Linked DNA regions of Homo sapiens: region 1 is linked to region 2. The links are chromatin contacts, found by Hi-C in ENCODE. All regions are on one chromosome and are shown on one strand. The core of a region is the stretch at or near the end of the contact, and the rest is flanking DNA. Distances in the headings are between cores, read along the strand shown.

Region 1 (3,128 bases), core at 624-3,123, 2.6 Mb after region 2:
CTTGAAGGCTTCGCTGTGCAAATTCAAAAGCATTCTGAGATCATCAACTCTCTGAAGTCACCACCATTTGGAACCAAACCTTAAAAGAAGCCACCGAGATGGAAGCTCCAATACACTTTCGCCTCTGGTCATCTCCTTCCTGAGAAAATTCATGATATCAGATCATCCACAACTTTGATATTTCTCCCCACATTTCTGAGTTTTTCAGTGGCCAAGGAGAAGACTCCGTCTGTTTCTTAATAATTACTGATAATCGTTTCACCACAAAAGATACTACTTTGGATAAACAAGCTTTGTGGTTTCTGTCAAGTACAAACAACGAAGATTAAATTAGCATCTTGAAAACCCACAGGGTGAGCTTGCTCCTCCCCTCCTTTAAGTCTGCAGAATTACCTGGGGCTCCCTCCCAGGTGCCAAGCACACAGATGTGAGCAAGACACTGAGACACCACTGCTGCCCTGCGCTATCACTAGGGAATCCTGTGTCCCTAGCAGCTTATCCAGCTGGCTCTCAGGCTATGGTGAAACTGCAATACAGAAGGAATATTCCAAAAGAGAATTAAAAATGCAGCTGTCATATGGGCGACAGGCCCAAGTCTAGCAGTTAACAGCTACCCCGCCCCCACCCCGCCCACTTCCCTGGGAGCAGCCCTGCTCTCCAGTCTGCAAACCCAGGGGCTGAGGGGCCGGGGCATCCCGAGGCCTGGATGCCCAAGGGATGCAAACTCCTTCCCCACCCTCTCTGCTTCCCTTATCAAGCCTCCTAAGTGTTCTCCCCATCCCATAATGGGGAATAATCCCTAAAATTCAAGGGCTGAAGCTCTAATCCCCACTACCTTTTGGAATGTGACCGTATTTGGAAACAGGATCTCTAAGGAGGTAATTAAATTAAAATGAGGTCATTAGGGTGGGCCCTGGTCCAGTAGTACTGGAGTCCTTATAAGAAGAGGCGATGAGGACACAGGCACACACAGAGGGACGACCATGGGAGGATACAGGCCGTCTACAAGCCACCGAGAGGGGCTGCGGGAGAAAGCAGCCCTGTGACACTTGGGTTTCAAACATGTGGCCTCCAGAATGTGAGGGAATCCCTGTCTGCTACTCTGGCATGGCAGCCCTAGCCGGCTCATACGGGCCCATCCCCCACTCGCCATCTCAACGTGGAGACCCTACAGGAACTCATGGCCCGGGAAGGCCTTTTGGTCCCCTCACCCCTATTTTCAAAGCCCACACAGTTAAAATGCAGGGGGGCTTCTTGCTCTTAAGACTGAAATGGTGCAGCTCCCTACACCCGTCTGTGTCCACGGCCATCCCCAGTATAGCAAACTTACATGTGACACCCAGCTCGGTATTTCCCCTCTCAGGTCCCCCTTCCCCCTCCTACAGACACATCCCCAAACCCTTTTAAGATGTTGCATAACCTGGCTCCGGAAGCCAATAGAGTTTTTACTGAATCTGGCTTCACATAACCCAACAGATTGTGAACTAGACATTTGCCAACTTTTCCCCCGTGCCAGACCATTTTTAAGTTATGTGTGCACAGAATGGCATTTAAAGGACTTAAATAACTCTCCAGGGGGAGAAAAGAGCAGAAAATAGCCCACAAGGCTCCTATAAACGGGGGCAGGAACAGCAGAAACAGAATTTGGGGCGAGTGTTCTGCTTGTTTTTAGTTGCGGCGGGAGGGGCTTTTCTATTAGGTTGTGTTTTTGTTGTTTTTGCTTTGGGGGTGAAAAAAGGGGACAGAGAACAGAAAGGAACCTAGTTTATAGTGACAGCTGTTTAGGAAAGTCATTTCTAGATTAGAGGGGAGAGCCCCTAGGGGCTGCTTCTAGATTCCACTCCTTGGGGTTGGAGGGGCCGGGTGAGCAGGCTTTGGGGAGTGCCTGGGTGACTACCCCAACCCTGCCTCAACGGCACCCCCTCCCTGTGCACCGACAAATAAATGGTGGCTGTAAAAAAAAAAAGAAATAAATGTTTTTTTAAGCAGTGCTTCCTGTTATGTTCAAGGAAGACTAGGGCCGTTTTATTATTAAGCAATTTTCTCTTTTTAAGTAAACACACACACGACCACATTGCTGCAAGGCTAAAATCTCTTGCCTTACTCAAGCATCGACGTTTTCAATCTCCTATTTTCTCAAGCCCTCAATGAAGCCTTCCAAGAGCTTGCCTATGTTTAATTTGCATTCCGAAACAGAAAATCTAATGTGTTTTAACATTGTCTGCTTCAGCTGAAAAGGAAACTGTAAATTTATACAGTCTGGTTTAAAAAAAAAAAAATTGGCCATTGCATCTAAATGAGTCTCCTCCGGAAAGAGGCTGGGTGGCGCCCCTCCCCCTCCTCCCTCTTTCACTTCCCCTCCCGCTTCTCCCTCTTTCACTTCCCCTCCCCCTCCTCCCTTTTTCACTTCCCCTTGTCCTCCCTCCCTCACCTCCCATCCCCCTCCCTCCTCCTCCCCTCCCCCTCTGCTTTTCACCCCCTCCCTCCTCCTCCCCTCCCCCTCTGCTTTTTACCCTCCCCCTGCTCCTTCCCACCTCCCCTCCCCCTCCCCCGCTGCTTTCACCCCCTCCCTCCTTCCCTCCCCCTCTGCTTTCACCCCTCCCTCTTCCTCCCCTCCCCCTCTGCTTTTTACCCTCCCCCTCCTTCTCCCCTCCACCTCTCCCCTCCCCATCCTTCTCTGCTTTTCACCCCCTCCCTCCTCCCCCCTCCTCCTCCGTTTTGCACCCCTCTCTCCTCCTTCTCCTCCCCTTCCCCCTCCTCCTCTGCTTTTCATCCCCTCTCTGTCCCTCCCTCCCCCCTCCTAGCCTCCTCTCCCTGCATTGGAGTTTAGGCCACAGCCTCCCTCCTCCCTCTTAGTCTTCCAGCCTCCTCCCCTCCCCTCCCCTCTCTTCTCCTCCCCTCCCCCAGGATCAGACTCGGGGCCGGTCTGTGCCAGCGCCCTACGTGGACTGGGAAAGAATTACCGAGGACCTTAGAAGAGCTGCGCACTCGCAGCGCCCCGCCCCCACGCCGCCGGCCGCCCGCGCGGGTGTCTCCCTGTGCTCCCAAAACACGGCTCAGGTTCACCGGGTCCTCCCCCGGGGATCTCAGGGCTGTTGGGGGGTGCTGTGGTTCCCAGAACGCCGCGA
Region 2 (3,086 bases), core at 104-2,603:
GGATTACTCCATCAACTGGGTTTAGAATAACCTTGAGGGCTTTGTGCTGTCGATGCGAGCACTGAAGCAAAAAATACAAATAGTATTACTATTATCCTGAAAGACCCAATGGTAGCAGTTTCTAGAAGGTCATGATGAGATTAATGAGAAGAGGTCATATTCTGGATATGTTTTTAAAGTTCAACAGGCAGGACTTAATGAACTGGATATGAAAAAAAAGGAGTAGATGAAGATGCCATCATGGCACCCTAGAAAACCTTGGACAATGCTAGCAGATGCAGGTGCAGGCAGTGCTTGATGCAACTCTTGGTTTCTCATATCCCAGGGGGTGTGGTTGGTCCCCCAGTCCACATCATCTAATTTAGTCCATGTACAAGAGTTCTTAGACACTCAGAAACACACACAGTTTCTAGAACTGAGGACAATTCTACAGCTTACAAAACCATCATGGATGATGGGCAACAATGTAATGGAATCTGTTGGTGCCATGCGTGTCGATTTCTGAGAAGTGTTGTGAAGCTTTATTGGAACTCTGGTCATTATTGTCTTCTTTTCTAGATGAGTAGTTCCCAACTCTGTCTGCACCTTAGAACCACCTGGGGAGGCTTAAAGAATCCTGTACCCCAGCTGAATCCCACACCAATGACTTCTAAGTCTCCAAGCGTGGAATCCAGGCATATGTATTTTTGAAAGTTACCCTTAGATTTTTCCTAAATGTTTTGAGCAACTGTCCATTTTCTCTTCATCTTTATCCCATAAACTAGTGATACTCTACAGGGATTATTCTTTCCCTAGGGACATTTGGCCATGTCTGGAGACATTTTGGGTTGCAATAACCCAGTTAGCATCTGTTGGGTAGAGACCAGGGATGTTACTCAGTACCCGACAATGCACAGCACAGCCCCTACCACAGAGAATGACTTCACCCTCAAATGTCAAAGTTGAGAAAACCTACCCCAAACCCTCAAATGTCAAAGTTGAGAATGAGAAAACCTGCCTCAAACCCAGGGAATTTGATTACTGCATTGATGGGTTCATTAATCATTGCCAGACATTTTTAAATGCCTTTCCTCTTTTTTTCGGTGCTTTTGAATTTAATTGACAAATTGAAGGTCGCATGGGAAGACAGCAAAGAAATAGAGGAAGAGAGAGATAGAGTACAAACACCTGCGTTGAGTCACCATTTCCTGCAGCCCTGAGTGCCTCTAGTAGCTAGTGAGGGGGACAATTAGCAGTTTTTGAGAGTGATGAGAACAACTATTTGCATGTTCTTTTCCTTCCTGAATTGTGTTTGTGAGAGCTAAGTTAATCATCTGATAGAGCCACATTCACACGCCAGGTGTTGCGGTTGAACACCAATGTCTGTTTCTTCAAGGTTTCGAAAATGGTTCACGGAAGGGCCTGCTTTTTGCTGAAATCGTGCACATGGATGATAGGAACACTTCCACTCTCAACAGTCACATGGCATCCCTTAGGAAGCTGCAGTGACCTAGAAGCCATCAAGGACAATTTCCTGAAAGGGGTTTGCTTTTCTGAGTAACCGCTTCCTGAGCTTGCTTCTCTGTTTGTGGGACCTTATTTTTCAGACTGGCTCAAATAGGTTATCAATTCGGAGTAACATTGCTCCTCTCCAGGGACATTTGGCCATGTCTGAGGACATTTTTGGTTGTCGCAACTGGAAATGGCAGAGTGTGTGTGTCGGGGGTGCTGCTAGCATTTGTTGGGCAGAGGCCAGAGATGCCACTTAACATCCTACAAAGTATAGGACTGCCCTCCACAATAATGGTCCAGCCCCTGATGTCAATAGTGTCAAGGCTGAGAAGCCCTAGAAAGAGAACAGTAGGATAAAGAAAAAATGAATGAACTTACAAATAATTTCCACTATGTGATTTAGATAGAGGCACAAATATTCCCTCTCTTCTCCAAATATTTCCTCCTTCATCTGTTGATCTTCAAGGGAGTTTTACTGTAAAACTTTGAGCTTGTCTTCATGTTCCAAGAGGGATGGAACCTGAGCTAAAATTTAATACCTGGCTATTTTTGGAGTAGTATTTTAGTTTCTAGAACCTGGGAATAGGCAGTGCCCAACTGATGCTCTTCTCATTTATTTATTAGCCTACTAAGATTTTGTGAATGGTTACAGTAAAGACAATGGTCAAATTTTATTTATCGCAGAATGTCTCTGTCATGTTTGATCATAGACACCTTTAGCAGGGTAATTTTTACTATTCCCTATTCCTTTAGGGTGATCAACTCATCCTGGTTTGCCCAATACTGTCACAATTTCAGGAGTGAAAGTCCTATATCCTGGCAACTTTCCGTATTGTGGGGTGGGTGGTCACCCTGCATTCCATGGAATTGGTTTTCCAAGTAATAATTTTTGTGAAATGCAGCACTGGTGTTTGTTATTTTATTTTATTTATCTGGTATTTTATTTGGTATTTGGTATTTTCCCAAAGGATAACTTGGTAATTAGCATTCTCCCATTGGGAAAATAATTGATCAAAAATCTGTTGTCATGGAATAGACACTTCTTTGTACACATGGTTGGACCTTTAACTAGGGAGACAAAAGATTATATTTTTAACAATTAAGGATACCTATTTTATAGAGTTGTTTCTGAATTATTCCAGATTTTTCACTTCAATATTAAATTTATTTTTATCAGATTTTATAAAGCTCAAGGACCATTAGAGATGTCCCTAAGAGTAAGGTTTTTGCAAATTTAAAGAATCTGTTTTTGCGTGCCTGTCAGTATTGTAATCACTTTTTCCTTTTCCAACATAAGATCATACATTAAATTTAAATAATAGCCTTATTAATAATTGGAACCCACTGCAGAGATCCCTGAGAAGGCCCAGAGGCCACATGTTGAGCCCAAGTGAGTGCATTCATTGAAATGTCATGTCAGTAATACCAAGAGGGCTGATAATGATACACCCTCTCGTGCTCCTCATCCCACACTTTCACGACATCTTATCAACGAGTTCTAATACAATAAACTTACATGCACTTGATAGAATAATTGCCATTTTAATTTAAAAACTTGGCAGAGGCCAGGTGCGGTGGCTCACGCCTGTAATCCC

Evidence for each region. A loop is a pair of places that touch in the nucleus more often than their neighbours do. Pooled maps may share reads with other maps.
Region 1: a loop to region 2 is called in a map with no recorded cell type, with 23 times the contacts of the local background. The contact joins two enhancer-like sites. A Hi-C loop is called at or near these places in 4 of 37 single-sample maps with no recorded cell type and 2 of 50 pooled maps.

What each region holds. Positions count from the first base shown.
Region 1 is chrX:9,339,763-9,342,890 of GRCh38, forward strand. No RefSeq gene overlaps it. Among named protein-coding and RNA genes, the nearest start is that of TBL1X, 120 kb to the right of the region's middle. RefSeq lists an enhancer at 2,238-2,297. Within about 2 kb of position 1,874, at least 34 of the 41 ENCODE cell types and tissues checked have a DNase peak (open chromatin) inside an H3K27ac peak, as active enhancers do.
Region 2 is chrX:6,737,823-6,740,908 of GRCh38, forward strand. It overlaps a transcript of PUDP not described here. Among named protein-coding and RNA genes, the nearest start is that of VCX3A, 200 kb to the left of the region's middle. Within about 2 kb of position 1,354, at least 4 of the 41 ENCODE cell types and tissues checked have a DNase peak (open chromatin) inside an H3K27ac peak, as active enhancers do.